Regions from separate parts of the Homo sapiens genome. Here region 2 is linked to region 1. The links are chromatin loops, found by intact Hi-C in ENCODE. Cell type or tissue: IMR-90. All regions are shown on one strand.

Region 1 (8,000 bases):
GAATAGCAGCAATCTTATTTCTCTTTTGACATCTATCACATCTAGCTTATTTTATAGTAATCTATCTTTTATCTCCCCCTACAACACTGAACAGCCCAAGGACAAAACCTGTTTCTGATTCACTTTTGTGTCCCTGACAATACCTACATGTCCCATAATAGGTTTGATAGGTACTAAGTGACCGGGCTGAGGCTTGCACCCTCCCCTCCTGACTCATGATCAATCCTTCAGACTAGAGCGTGCTGCCACCAGCCTGGTACATGTATTTGTGAGTTCCTTGGGTTTCAACTCCTTGGTTGATTTATTTTTTGAAAACACTATATATCAGGAAGATGGGTTTGGCTAGCTGAAATAGCTGGTTATAGCTTGCCTTGGGTGGTTAAATATTTATGTCTTCTGAGAGTGAACAATGGGCTTTACTCTACCAGGGAAATAATCTTGTTTGTCCCCATTTATTGGCTCTTTTTTCCTCTTTTACATTTTCAGCATCCTAATGATGTCCTTAGTGATAGTTGCTATGGAAGTATTTTAGTGTTTTCTGCAGTGTTGGGTGGTGCAGTACCTGAAGCCCTCTTTAGTGTGTATTTATAATGACACCAAGCCATGAATTTCATTTTAGTGGTAGCTTTCTTGCTTAATAACTGGTTGTCGTCGGGGGAGTGGTCTGCATTTATTTTGGCCTCCTGATTTATCGCACTGATTTTTCTTCTCCTTTTCATTGTTCCTGGAGTGCTCGTCATCACTTCAAATACTCAACCCATTATTTCACAGAATATAATGACAGAGCCAGCCCCATCATTTTATCATTGAATACACTGGTAAACAGTTGCAACCCCTCTAATACCAATGTGATGAGGGGTGATTTAAACTTGTAAAAGTCAAACGCTTTTTTTTTTTTTTTTTTTTTGCGATGGAGCCTCACTCTGTTGCCAGGCTGGAGTGCAGTGGCACAGTCTTGGCTCACGGCAACCTCCCCCTCCTGAGTTCAAGCGATTCTCCTGCCTCAGCCTCCTGAGTAGCTGGGACTACAGGTGCGCCCCACCAAGCCCAGTTAATTTTTGCATTTTTTAGTAGATATACGGTTTCACCATCTTGGCCAAGATGGTTCCAATCTCTTGACCTTGTGATCTGCCCACTGGCAGATCTTGTTTGTCCCCATTTATTGGCTGGGATTAAAGGCGTCAAAAACTTTTAAGAATGTATAGTTTGGAGACTGAGACTCAGTAATGGGTGGAGGAGAGAAAACTGGGATATCTAGAGAATTGGATTGTGATGTCTTCCGTAAAATAGTAATAGTAGTACATGTTCTACCTACTTGATAGGATTGTTATGAGGGTCATGTGATTAATGTATGTGAAAGCAATTTGTAAGCTGTACAGTGCTATAAAATGTTTATATATGTTATCATTAATAACAACTAGATTGTTAATAGTCCTGATTGCTTTTGACCTGGATGTCTATGGAGAAGCAGCTTAATCTCTGGTGAAGACATGACTTGACCTTTTTACTGAACCATGTGGGCAAATGATCAGGCCATTATGCAGTATTTTCAAGGCCATCAGGTTGTCTGTGTTAGCCTCTTTCATTCGACTCTTACCTTTTATTTGGGGAGGAGAAGGGACAGTATGACTTTAATTATTAAGCTGAAGAAGTGGAGAAATCTTGATTTCTTGAATAGCTTTTTCAAGTCAGCTCTTTAATATAAAGTCTCTCTGGTGCATCTGTTGCTAGCTTGCCACGTTGGTATGTGCCATTTTAATTTTGTTCCTCCAAAGGTTTGGGTTATTTTTCCATACACTTTGGTTTACGGTAGACGCTCAACCACTTACTAGAATAGAACACACTTAGGCATGTAGACTTTGACAATTCTAGGGAAAAGTTGTGAATGCATTTAGTGATTTGATTTGTGTGTTTTAGTTTAAGTAATCTATCAATTTATCCTATAGATAGCCCAGAAATTGATGTCACTGCAATTAAACAGAATTTTTTTATAAAGAATTCTGTGCCTGACAACTCTAGACATATTTATTATGCAGCTTCTCTTAAAGGATTTTCAATTTGCTCATTTGGAGCAAATTTTGTGTGTTAAATGCAGTTGGTTCCTAGACACTGACTCATTTTCCAAATCTGAGTACACTTTTTCCTCAATTGACTTTCCCCTGCCAGTATGTCATCCAACTATTCTTTAATGTACTGTCAAAATATGGTCACCTCATCATTAACAGGAAATGGGCTTCTTGCCCAGTCTTATGAAAGTAGAATAAAATCAGACAGTTTGATTTTTAAACTATAAGAAAAGGAGAATGAAAAAACAGCAAAACTTAACTAATTTCCAAGCTCAGGGCTATTTATAAAGAGCTTGAACAAATAAGACACCCAGAAACGAAAGGAAAACTGCAATTTGCTTGGCTTTGTGTAGAATACAGAAGAATTTCCATTTTACTCTAAATATAAAGTAGCTGCAATGTGAGTCAACATAAATAAAACAAAGAAACCAAGTCTTTATGGAAGATGACAGCAGTTTCATGTGGGCAGCTTCATGTGTTTAAGCATCTCAATGTGAAAACTTGGCCATTTGCTCAAGATTGTTTCTCTGTATTTAGATTTTTGGTGCAAATATCATCTCTGTCTCTAGGAAACAAACCCAGACGGCCTACAGAGTCAAGAATGAAGAATTCATTTTACTGAAATGTTAATGTCAACTCTAAAAATATCAGAGTTTTCAATTTTACCTAATCAAATAATCAGCTCGACAATTTTTTTGCAACCACAGTTGCTTATAGGGCTGACCAAAGTGACGATTTGTTTAAGACCAAGTTCAAGGTTAGTTAAACATATAACATATAGCGCAGATTTCATTTAACCATGTGGATAATTCAGCCAAATATGTTTTTCATGAATTGCTGTGAAAAAGAGTAATTTGCCGCATTTGAATTATCTGATTACCTGTCCTGATCTTCTACTTCACTTTGAGTGTATATGTAGACTTTATTAGAATAACATTTTGTAGTGTAAAAATAGTCTATGTCGCCACAGCTTCTCTCTACTTGCTAGTTCAAAGCTTTCTCTTTAATTTTTGATCAGTGCCAATTTGGAACCGATCTCTTTTAGCTCAGTTTCCTCATTTGTGGAGTGGGTATCTTAACGTCCAAAATAATAAATGATTAAAAATAGTTAAAAAAAGTTAAAAATAAATGATTAGTGGAATGATGAAAAGTACTTCACACAGAATCCAGCATATAGTGAATGCTCAATGAATTTTAACTATTTTGACTTTTACTGTTAAAGATGTGACGTGGGAAGTCATTAAACCTTTTGTAGCTTAGTTCTTTAGGTATGAAAGACAAATGTCTTGATATAAGTCTAAAAATGTTCTTAAAATGCATGCAGTGCCTCCACATGCAAAGTGAAGCACAGAATTTAAGTAATTACCTTCATTAATTAATCAATGCATTGCTTTACCTAATAGGTTGATACATGTTTTAGAGCAAAGCTTGATGCACAAAGGTCCACTTTGCTTGGATATTAGTTTTATTGTCATTTTGCCATTTTTTTGGTATTCATTATCTACTGTGATGGGACAAGAATTTGGGTGAAAGTAGTTTACTTGGGAGGTGATCCCAGGAGGCATGATCAGGGAGTGGGCAAGTAAGACTGGCAAAAGAGGAACACCATTAAAGGATACATTGAGAAGCGGGTTACTGTCTTGGGCAAGTGAGCTCAATCCCAGTGGCATCTCTTTGAGAGGCTGCATAAAACCTTTGAGCAACCTCATCCATTTAGTCCAGCACTGTACTAATATTATCACTTTCTACGAGCAATACCACATGAAAAAATTTGGGGAGCATTGCTATAAAGAATGGTTGAGAGTGCTGAAGAGAAGCCAGGAAAATAAAAAGCAGAATAAATAAGAATGGTTGACATGCACGGTGGCTCACACTTGTAATTCCAGCACTTTGGGAGGCGGAGGCGGGAGGATCACTTGAGGCCAGGAGTTAAAGACCAGCCTGGGCAACATTGCGACACCCCATCTCTACAAAAAAATTTTAAAATTAGCTAGGCATGGTGGCACATGCTGGTCTCGAAAACCTGGCCTCAAATGACCCTCCCGCCTTGGCCTCCCAAAGTGCTGGGATTACAAGGGTGAGCCACCGTCCTGGCCTGGTTACATTTAACTATGTTGCAGAGAAGATCGTGGATTCATTCAAAATGAAATCATTGTTGCTGGGTTCTTGTAAAAGTAAGGTTGTTGAGCTATGGGCATTGAGCATATGAGAACAGAAACATAATCCTTTTAATCTACTCAGCATTTTGCAGGCTTCAGAGGAATAATGGCTGTTGTTTCTGGCTTTGCAGTTCAAGTGAGATGGATTTAGAAGAGCTCCAAGCACATTCCTAAAGTATTAGGTGGTTGGAAGGTTCTATGAGTTACGTAGTTGTTACTTCAGTCTCCAGCGGAAGGGAGGAGACATGTCTTCCTAGTCATATTCCTCCTTGGTCTCAAAAAACCACATTTTGTTCCCTTCAAGTCAGGAATGTAGCCAGAATGCCCACCAGGTGGTGCTCCAATTACTTTACTGTATAACATTTTGTGACCTCCTGTAGGATATAAGAATATTAAATGTTAGAGTTAAAGGCAGAAAATATTCTGTAACTTGAGCCTCAAGATGTAAAGACTTCATATATTGAGAAGACTAATATGGCTTTTAAAATATCACATGACATCAAAATGTCTATGCATAAAAGGTGAAAAAAAATGCTATCTCAGAGCCAAGGTTAACATTCTTGGTAGAAAAATAGATTACAATCAATATTTTTTAATTGAGTTTTAAAAAGAATTCTGATGCACTAGGTTCTGAGGCATTACAAGGATATATATGTATATATATATGGCAATTTCCCCCCACATTTACTTATTTATTTTTAATTTTATTATTATTATACTTTAAGTTTTAGGGTACATGTGCACAACGTGCAGGTTTGTTACATATGTATACATGTGTCATGTTGGTGTGCTGCACCCATTAACTCGTCATTTAGCATTAGGTATATCTCCTAATGCTATCCCTCCCCCCTCCCCCCACCCCACAACAGTCCCCAGAGTGTGATGTTCCCCTTGCTGTGTCCATGTGTTCTCATTGTTCAATTCCCACCTATGAGTGAGAACATGCGGTGTTTGGTTTTTTGTCCTTGCGATAGTTTACTGAGAATGATAATTTCCAATTTCATCCATGTCCCTACAAAGGACATGAACTCATCATTTTTTATGGCTGCATAGTATTCCATGGTGTATATGTGCCACATTTTCTTAATCCAGTCTATCATTGTTGGACATTTGGGTTGGTTCCAAGTCTTCGCTATTGTGAATAGTGCTGCAATAAACAAATGTGTGCATGTGTCTTTATAGCAGCATGATTTACAGTCCTTTGGGTATATACCCAGTAATGGGATGGCTGGGTCAAATGGTATTTCTAGTTCTAGATCCCTGAGGAATCGCCACACTGACTTCCACAATGGTTGAACTAGTTTACAGTCCCACCAACAGTGTAAAAGTGTTCCTATTTCTCCACATCCTCTCCAGCACCTGTTGTCTCCTGACTTTTTAATGATCGCCATTCTAACTGGTGTGAGATGGTATCTCATTGTGGTTTTGATTTGCATTTCTCTGATGGCCAGTGATGATGAGCATTTTTTCATGTGTTTTTTGGCTGCATAAATGTCTTCTTTTGAGAAGTGTCTGTTCATGTCCTTTGCCCACTTTTTGATGGGATTGTTTTTTTCTTGTAAATTTGTTTGAGTTCATTGTAGATTCTGGATATTAGCCCTTGGTCAGATGAGTAGATTGCAAAAATTTTCTCCCATTCTGTAGGTTGCCTGTTCACTCTGATGGTAGTTTCTTTTGCTGTGCAGAAGCTCTTTAGTTTAATTAGATCCCATTTGTCAATTTTGGCTTTTGTTGCCATTGCTTTTGGTGTTTTAGACATGAGGTCCTTGCCCATGCCTCTGTCCTGAATGGTATTGCCTAGGTTTTCTTCTAGGGTTTTTACGGTTTTAGGTCTAACATGTAAGTCTTTAATCCATCTTGAATTAATTTTTGTATAAGATGTAAGGAAGGGATCCAGTTTCAACTTTCTACATATGGCTAGCCAGTTTTCCCACCACCATTTATTAAACAGGGAATCCTTTCCCCATTGCTTGTTTTTGTGAGGTTTGTCAAAGATCAGATGGTTGTAGATATGCGGCATTATTTCTGAGGGCTCTGTTCTGTTCCATTGGTCTATATATCTGTTTTGGTACCAGTACCATGCTGTTTTGGTTACTGTAGCCTTGTAGTATAGTTTGAAGTCAGGTAGCATGATGCCTCCAGCTTTGTTCTTTTGGCTTAGGATTGACTTGGCGATGCGGGCTCTTTTTTGGTTCCATATGAACTTTAAAGTAGTTTTTTCCAATTCTGTGAAGAAAGTCATTGGTAGCTTGATGGGGATGGCATTGAATCTATAAATTATCTTGGGCAGTATGGCCATTTTCATGATATTGATTCTTCCTACCCATGAGCATGGAATGTTCTTCCATTTCTTTGTATCCTCTTTTATTTCATTGAGCAGTGGTTTGTAGTTCTCCTTGAAGAGGTCCTTCATGTCCCTTGTAAGTTGGATTCCTAGGTAATTTATTCTCTTTGAAGCAATTGTGAATGGGAGTTCACTGATGATTTGGCTGTTTGTCTGTTATTGGTGTATAAGAATGCTTGTGATTTTTGTACATTGATTTTGTATCCTGAGACTTTGCTGAAGTTGCTTATCAGCTTAAGGAGATTTTGGGCTGAGACGATGGGGTTTTCTAGATATACAATCATGTCATCTGCAAACAGGAACGATTTGACTTCCTCCTTTCCTAATTGAATGCCCTTTATTTCCTTCTCCTGCCTGATTGCCCCGGCCAGAACTTCCAACACTATGTTGAATAGGAGTGGTGAGAGAGGGCATCCCTGTCTTGTGCCTGTTTTCAAAGGGAATGCTTCCAGTTTTTCTCCATTCAGTATGATATTGGCTGTGGGTTTGTCATAGATAGCTCTTATTATTTTGAGATATGTCCCATCAATACCTAATTTATTGAGAGTTTTTAGCATGAAGCGTTGTTGAATTTTATCAAAGGCCTTTTCTGCATCTATTGAGATAATCATGTGGTTTTTGTCTTTGGTTCTGTTTATATGCTGGATTACACTTACTGATTTGTGTATGTTGAACCAGCCTTGCATCCCAGGGATGAAGCCCACTTGATCATGGTGGATAAGCTTTTTGATGTGCCGCTGGATTTGGTTTGCCAGTATTTTATTGAGGATTTTTGCATCGATGTTCATCAGGGATATCGGTCTAAAATTCTCTTTTTTTGTTTTGTCTCTGACAGGCTTTGGTATCAGGATGATGCTGGCCTCATAAAATGAGTTAGGGAGGATTCCCTCTTTCTCTATTCATTGGACTAGTTTCAGAAGGAATGGTACCAGCTCCTCTTTGTACCTCAGGTAGAATTCGGCTGTGAATCCATCTGGTCCTGGACTTTTTTTGGTTGGTAAGCGATTGATTATTGCCTCAATTTCAGAGCCTGTTATTGGTCTATTCAGAGATTCAACTTCTTCCTGGTTTAGTCGTGGGAGGGTGTATGTGTCAAGGAATGTATCCATTTCTTCTAGATTTTCTAGTTTATTTGCGTAGAGGTGTTTATAGTATTCTCTGATGGTAGTTTGTATTTCTGTGGGATTGGTGGTGATATCCCCTTTACCATTTTGTATTCCGTCTATTTGATTCTTCCTCTTTTCTTCTTTATTAGTCTTGCTCGTGGTCTATCAATTTTGTTGATCTTTTCAAAAAACCAGCTCCTGGATTCATTGATTTTTTGAAGGGTTTTTTGTGTCTCTATTTCCTTCAGTTCTGCCCTGATCTTAGTTATTTCTTGCCTTCTGCTGGCTTTTGAATGTGTTTGCTCTTGCTTCTCTAGTTCTTTTA
Region 2 (8,000 bases), 360 kb before region 1:
TATAAGGCAGTAATGCATTCAGAATTAATCTTCTACATGTATCCACAGGACTGGAAGTGCTCAGGAATATATGTTGACTGATTAAAACAAGAAAAGATCTATTAACAATTTAGATGAATGAGGCAGAAATTGGAAAAAAAAATAACATTTTTAGGTAAGCATTATTGTTTTATAAGGTCAAACTACTGTCAAGTTTACTGATTACGCATCTGGAAAGAGGAAAAATTAACACGTTGACCCACTGAGCATTGCTATAGAATTACTTTTCAGCCTGGGCAACATGGTCAAACTCCGTCTCCACCAGCCGGGCGTGGTGGCACACGCCTATAATCCCAGCTATTTGGAAGGCTGAGGCACAAGAATTGCTTGAGCCCAGGGGCGGAGGTTGCAGTGAGCCAAGATTGCACCACTGCACTCCAGCCTGGGAGGCGGAGTGAGACTTCGTCAAAACAAAAAAAGAAAATACATATATATATATACACACACACACACACACATATATACACACATATATGTATATATAATGTTACTTTTGTGTTATACAAGATATAAATTTACCATATGTAAATATTATAAAGCTCAATAAGCTGCTACTTATAAAGTCTATAATGCTCCATTAAAAAATCAAAAGATTCCCTTCATCCTAGGCTAGAAATAAAGTGTATCGTAGAAGCTCTTTGATCCATGGATAAAATTTGAGAGAGATGAAGAGGGCAGTCAACGAACTTGGATGCAGAAAAAATATGCCTTGATTTTCAATAACTTATAATTGAAATTTAAAATATGGTTCAATTATGAATGTAGGCCATAAACCTGGTATCATCAACAGTACCTGTGACTTTTGCCACCAAAAGTCATCATAGATTTAAATATTAAGTTGTAGTGCCTGCAGATCTCTTGAAATACTATTTATACTTGTTACTTCAAAATCACAGTAGTTAGTAAATGTGCCACTGTCAGAGGCGTTTGAACCAGAGCAACTCCACCTTAAACAGGAGCTAGGTAAAATGAGGCTGAGACCTACTGGGCTGCATTCCCAGACGGTTAAAGCATTCTAAGTCACAGGATGAGATAGGAGGTTGGCACAAGATACGGGTCGTAAAGACCTTCCTGATAAAACAGGTTGCAGCAAAGAAGCTGGCTAAAACCCACCAAAACCAATATGGCAATGAGAGTGACCTACAGTCGTCCTCACTGCTACACTCCGCCCACCGCCATGACAGTTTACAGATCCCATGGCAAGGTCAGGTAGTTACCCTATATGGTCTAAAAGGGGGATGCATGAATAATCCACCCCTTGTTTAGCATATAATCAAGAAATAAGCATAAAAATGTGTAACCAGTAGCCCTCTGGGCTGCCCTGTCTATGGAATAGCCATTCTTCTATTCCTTTACTTTCTTAATAAACTTACTTTCATTTTACTCTATGGACTCACCCTGAATTCTTTCTTGTGGGAGATCCAAGAACCCTCTCTGGGGGTCTCAATCAGGACTCCTTTCCTGTAACACCACTAGATCTTGTTATTCAACGCATTAATTAAAAAGTACCTATGCTGCTGTCAAAAATATTTCTAATAACTTATATTTCAATGTAATTGGTTTCTTTCATAGTTCTGTCTTTTATCCATGTTTGCCTTTTTTTGTTGGTCACAAGCTAGGCTACGTTTCCCAGCCTCCCCTGCAGTTAGATAAGGCCATGTGACTGAGCTCTAGCCAATGAAATGTGTATATATGTAAGCCATTTCTGGACCTAGCATATAAACACTTCCCACAGCCACTTCTCCATGCTCTTCTCCTCTTTTGGCCAGCATGACCTTTGAAGCAACCATGCTTCCAGCAGCCCAAGTCCCTGAATAACTACATGAAAGAGGCCACTCTACCAACCTGTTTACCCACACCTGTACCTTTAAATAAACAACAAACAGATTTGTATTTTGTTTGAGCCAATGAGTATATATTTGCTATAGGAGTTTGCACTACCCTGACTCACTGGTTCTCAAACTTTATCAAGCATCAGAACCACCTTGAAGGCTCATTAAAATACAGACTTCTGGGCCACACCCTCGGAGTTTCTGATTCATTAAGTCTGGGATAGGGCTAAGAATCTGCATTCCTAACAAATCCTCCAGTGATGCTGATGCCACCATCATGTGAGTACAGTCTGAGAAACCAAAGGTCCTGCCCCTTACTGTGTGGTGAATGAGTAGTTTTGGTCTTAATAATACTGTATCCCATCGTGCTATATGCAGGGGGACCCTCAGGATTAGAGCAATTTAACTGTTTGTTGTTTTAATAACCCTATATTAAAAGATTGGTCCTGGAAGTCACTTTGTCAGCCGGGAAAAAAAATAATGTATCTAGAAGATACCGTTCTGTTTTCAGAGAGAATGTATTCCCTGGCAAGTAAAGGAAAGTGGGGCAAAATATTACCTTTTTAAAATCTTTTCTAATAACTAGTCATTGTTTGGTATAGAACATTGGTCCCTGGAGTTATGATGACAACAAAGAGTCTGTTTTGGAAAAGTCTAGGGAACTGCACATTTCTTTTTATTTATTATTTTATAGAGATGAGGTCTCGCTCAGTTGCCCAGGCTAGAGAACAGTGGTGTGATCATAGCTCACTGTAGCCTAGAACTCCTGGGCTCAAGTGATCCCCCTTCTTCAGCCTCCTGAGCAGCTGGGAATACCTGTATGCACCACTACATCCACTTAATATTTTAAAGAGACAAGGTCTCACATGTTGCCCAGGCTGGTCTCAAACTCCTGGCCTCAAGAATCCTCCCACCTGAGCCTCCCAAAGTGCTGGGATTATAGGCATGAGCCACTGTGCCTAGCTGAATTGTACATTTATTTTATTTTATTTTATTTTATTTATTCATTTTGAGATGGAGTCTCACTCCAGCACCCAGGCTGGAGTACAGTGGCATGCTGTCAGCTCACTGCAACCTCCACCACCTGGGTTCAAGCAATTCTTCTGCCTCAGCCTCCCAAGTAGCTGGGATTACAGGCATATACCACCACACCTGGCTAATTTTTGTATTTTTAGTAGAGACAGGGTTTCACCATGTTGGCCAGGCTAGTCTCGAACTCCTGACCTCAAATGATCCACCCACCTCGGCCTCCCAAAGTGCTGGGATTACAAGCATGAGCCCCCGTGCTCGGCCTGTACATTTATTTTAGATAAACTTTCACAGGTTAGTAATACAGTGTTTATTTCATATTGACTGATATTATATCAACTGCTTATTAGTTCCTGCTGGTAAGAAGCACTGATTTAAACAATCAGAGAGCCTTAATGTTTTCTAAATTGCAAATGAACTACAACTTAGGTGCAGTTTTGTAAATGAAAATATTTTAAAATCTCTTAATAATGTCAAACATTCCCTTCTTAAACAAAAGGCTCCACCCACAGTCCCTGCTGCCTGAGGAAGCATGTTTTGTACTGTAGCCTCACACCCCTCCAGTTATGGTTGCTGGTTCTTGACACTTAGGCTGTGTCTATCAGAGTTTTTGCTTTGAGAGTCTGAGAAAAACTGAGAGCCTGGGCTGCTTAGCATAGAGGCTGCAAGGGAGGAAGGGAAGGAGGAAGGGAGGGAATTAATTCTATAGATCAGTGCTTCTCAAACTTTAATATGTACATGGATCACCTGGAAATCCTATTAAAATGCAGATTCTAATGCAGTGGGTCTGAGTGGGGCCTGAGAGTCTGCTTTTCTAACAGGCTTCCAGGGTATTCTGATGCTGCTGGTCTGCAGACCAAACTTTGAGTAACAAGGATGTAGAAGGATTCATGGAAACTGTGTGCCTCTGGTATAGGCTGAGGCTATCAGGGGCCAGAAATCATAAGTGAAAAGGGCAAAAGGAAAAGAAGCAGCTAGTGGAGTGGAATGGAGTCATTCCTACGGCATCTCGCTACTGCAGGGAGTGAGGCCTTTAATCTGTAACCAACTTCCAGTTCTATCCATGTAAAGCCAGACCCTCGTATGGATCTTTTTCTTTGATTTCCATTAAATTATACATACAACATGCCTTAAAATATAGTATGTCTCTGATTCTGCATCCAAATGAGCCTAAGACACTAAACACAGTCTTGGATGCGGGTGGGGAAAAGACTAAACAAAGACTACGAGGTTGAAGCTACTTGAGATACAGCATCTTCTCCTTTAAAGAGCTTAAAGTGCTTTTTAATTATAAATGTTAGATTAGCCCAAGCAGGGATCATAGTGTACACTCAGAAAAAAACTACATTTTCTTTCCTGGTCGACCTCTGAAATCCACAATGAGGGGTTCCTTTTCTCTCAATACTACATAAGATTTTGTGTAGATCTATAATTTTTCTGGTCATTCTCAGATAATTAAAAAGTCTCCCAACCACTTCTAGTCACAAAAGCATACCATTCCAATGAGGTCACATCACTCCTTTTGGTTTCCTCCTAGATGGGGTTTAAAGTGACTCCAGGCTCTTTCTCCCAAGACAGCTGTAAGAAATATTCATGTATCCTTTGCCCCAACAAATTCTGGGAGAGCAGGCTGTTTCCAGTGCAGCCCTTTCTGCTCATTCCATCATTAGAACAGTGGTCCAGCCACAGTCTCTGGCCCTTTGGAATTATTATGGAGTCTTGGGGTCGGGCGCAGCACACTGCTAAGACATTCCCCAGTCTCTAATCCTGACCTGTCTAACAGAGTAGCTACCAGCCACATATTTTTATTTAAATTTTAATTAATTAAAATTAAATTAAAATTTCAACTTCTCAAGCATGCTAGCCATATTCTAAGTACTCAATATCATATGTGGCTAGTAGAGACCCTATTGGATAATACAGATAAAACATTTGTGTTCTCACAGAAAGTTCTACTGAACAGCACTTCTTTAACCTCTCACAGATGAAACCTTAGCCTTTATCCATATACCTAAAATCGGTGATGGCTGACTATAACTATCAGCATAGACTAACGGCTACAGCAAGCAACACCAAAACCTCAGGAGCTTAACACAATAAAAGTTTATGCCTCGCTCATGTCACGCATAGATCAGCAAGTGGGGGTGGTGCTCTGCTCCACAGAGTCATTTAGAACACCAGGCACCTTCCATCTATGGCTTTTTAGGTTCTCAATATCCTCTCCACTCTGCTGGATTATGGAAACTAGGGCCAGGATTGTGTGCATGGTTTCAGTACATCAGACCTGTAAATGGCACACATCATTTCTTACGTTTCATTAACTAGAACCCAGTTACAAGGTCATCACCAAGTTGCAAGGGAAGCTAAAAAATTAGTTATGTGCCAAGAATAAGAGAACACAGACATTGGTGAGCAAAACACAGTCTACCACAGAGCTGGTGGCAAAATCAAATTTATAGCTACCTCCTACATAGGGCTCTACTCCTCTCTCTGGCAATGTGAGCCTTTCTGACTACAACTATTGGGGCCTCAAACAAAACTAAGACAAAAAGAGCTCCATTGACACATCTTATTACATAGCCAAACAGAATCTGAGTCCCATTTATCTAACACTTTTCCAGCATTGTTCAGCTCCTAACTACATTCAACTCTCTTTAATTCTTTACAGCTCCATAAACAACAATTATTTCTACTTATCAAGCATTTCCTATGTGCCAAATACTATGCATGCATTATCTCACTATTTCTTGTAATATTCCTAGTAGGTAAATACTTTTTCAATGCCCATTTTACAGATAAGGAAATGGACACTTAGAAGTTTGCCTAATACTTTGTAAGTATCTGCTCGAGGACTGAAACTCAGCAACCTGATATGTGCTCTCCACCAAAGGTCAGCAAACTATCACTCTTCGGACAAACTGACCCACCATCTGTTTTTGCAAAGTTTCATTGGAACACAGCCATGTCCATTCATTTACATATTGTCTATGGCTACTTCTCTGCCACAAACACAGAGTTAAGTAGCTGCAACAGAGATCATATGACCTGCAAAGTCAAAAATACTGTACTTATTATCTGGCCCTTTACAGAAAAATGTGGCCAACCCCTGCTCTATAGCACCCTGTAGGGCCTTGAGCACTCTGTTTCTAACACAGACTGAAAAATAATTTTGACTTGATGTTTTGGTCTGCTAATCTGTACTCTCAGTCAACAACCTAGTCTATGAAATATAAGGTCAGCCTAATTTCCCTCTGGCAGCCGTGTCTACTCCATCTGTTTGTAGTTTCTAGGCAGATCAAACAGCATCTGTTATGTTATTTCATCAAACACATAGATGATGCAGTTGGATTATTTTCCTAATCTGATGATTTTTTTTATATTTAGACTGCAACTACCAGGCAAAAGTCTGCACAAATTTTATCAACCCTACTGCAATCCTTTATCCTTCCCATCTCCAGCTTTGGTTTTTAGGGATAAAGTCATTAGCCACTGAATGACAGCAGACTTTTATGAACAGTGGCTGTTCAGTAAGCCAGGGTTTATTCTGTTGAAATTGCCCTACACTCTTATTTTTTCTTAGACTGAATTCATCAACTTCATGTTTTGTACCAAAATGAACCATAAAAAGAAAATAAATATGCTTGGCTTTCAGGCATATTTATGGAACCAACAATGCATCCATATTAAGTATGGAACCAACAATGCACCCATATTAAGTAAGGAACCAACATTGCATCCATATTAAAATTAAAAGAGGGTAGAAATTACACTATATTCAAAACTACAACTAGTCTGGATAATGTGGGGCATACCCCACATTTTCCCCCATTCCTTGGGCCAGTTGCTGAGAGGGTGGCAGCATGGCTTTTAGCTGGGAATTGCCCTCCAGCCTAAGAGCTAGCTGTCACATCCCGTCCCCCAGGCCAAATGCTGGTCAACAGGGAAGGGCTAGTGATTGCTTCAACTAGGGACAACTCTGAAACTTCCTGTGGGATCTTGGGGCCATTGGCATATGCAACATAATTCCTCCGTGGCCCAATCCTGCTTCCCTCACTATTTTAGGGTGTTTTTCCCGAGGGCACTCCCCAATAAATCTCCTGCATAGAGTCTCCATCTCAAAGTCTATTTTTCTGGGAAGCTGACCTGAAACAAACAGTCTGATTTCCTGAACAGTGCCATCAATAACTTACGAACCATATTTAACATTCAATGACAAGAAAGATCCAGCAACAAAGAGCTTCTAGAGGACAGAAAACTCATCAATACAAAAAATGAGAGTAATGGCAAAACACTGGGCAATATACACATCAAAAACAGGTAACAGTAACCATATGAAAAAGCAAAGTGGGAATAGACAAGAGTTCTAGAGAGAAACAAGCTCCATTCAAAGCTAAGGAAGGCAAATGAGGAAGGCTGACTGAGAAACAGGAGCAGCAGTCAGTGCAATCTGCTCTTGCGGCAGCCAGAGCTCAGCTTCTCTCAGCAACGGGCCCACAGCCCCGGGCACAGACAGTCATGCGCAATGACAGACTCTATAAATAGCTGTGCCACCAGCAAATCATAACCCAGCCTTCATAATTATAGACCAAGGGATTTTATAGATGATTCTTTAAATGTGAGCACAATCTGTTTGCATGCAGCCTTTTCTGAGATACTACTCACAGACATTATCACTAGTGACCATGTCTACAAATAAAAAGAGTCACGGTTTAAAAATATGTATATCTAAGATAACGTCCTTCTCAAGACAAGAACTTAGGAAATATAAAATAAAAAAGCATGTTTTATGGGGCATTTACAACTTCCCAACTGCAAATTCTGAGAAGCCAAATAGCACCCAAACAGCAAGATTTCTGAAGTGGTAAATGTTCACACTAAGCAAAGGCCAGGAACACTAATCATAAGAAGACAGCCTAGAGAGGTGTGGTGAGAAAAGAAAATGGGCCACAAAAAGAGCACAGGAAGGAAAGTCAACTGAGATAGATGAGGTTGTGCAGCCCACTGAGTGTGCAGCACAAAATACGGGGGTGGAGAGTGAAGACAGGGACAGAAAAAAAGGTAAGAAACAAGATGAAAAAAAGAAAGGAAAAAAACGTGCTA

Evidence for each region. A loop is a pair of places that touch in the nucleus more often than their neighbours do. Peaks named below come from ENCODE experiments on the same cell type or tissue, not always from the same donor. Only the 100,000 strongest peaks of a DNase experiment are listed, where the experiment ranks them.
Region 2: a loop joins it to region 1, with 3 times the contacts of the local background. A loop is called at or near these places in 2 of 110 quality-filtered maps.

The regions. Positions count from the first base shown.
Region 1 is chr6:57,263,709-57,271,708 of GRCh38, forward strand. It overlaps a transcript of PRIM2 not described here. Among named protein-coding and RNA genes, the nearest start is that of LINC03001, 4.4 kb to the left of the region's middle. In IMR-90, a CTCF peak has its summit at 4,560 (motif pointing right); DNase peaks (open chromatin) are centred at 2,173, 2,423 and 4,463; H3K4me3 peaks cover 185 bases; H3K27ac peaks cover 2,102 bases.
Region 2 is chr6:56,907,621-56,915,620 of GRCh38, forward strand. The region is part of intron 2 of DST (dystonin); the gene reads right to left. Among named protein-coding and RNA genes, the nearest start is that of DST, 43 kb to the right of the region's middle. RefSeq lists enhancers at 4,482-4,651, 7,769-7,938. In IMR-90, no CTCF peak of the experiment used is centred here; a DNase peak (open chromatin) is centred at 4,441; H3K27ac peaks cover 804 bases.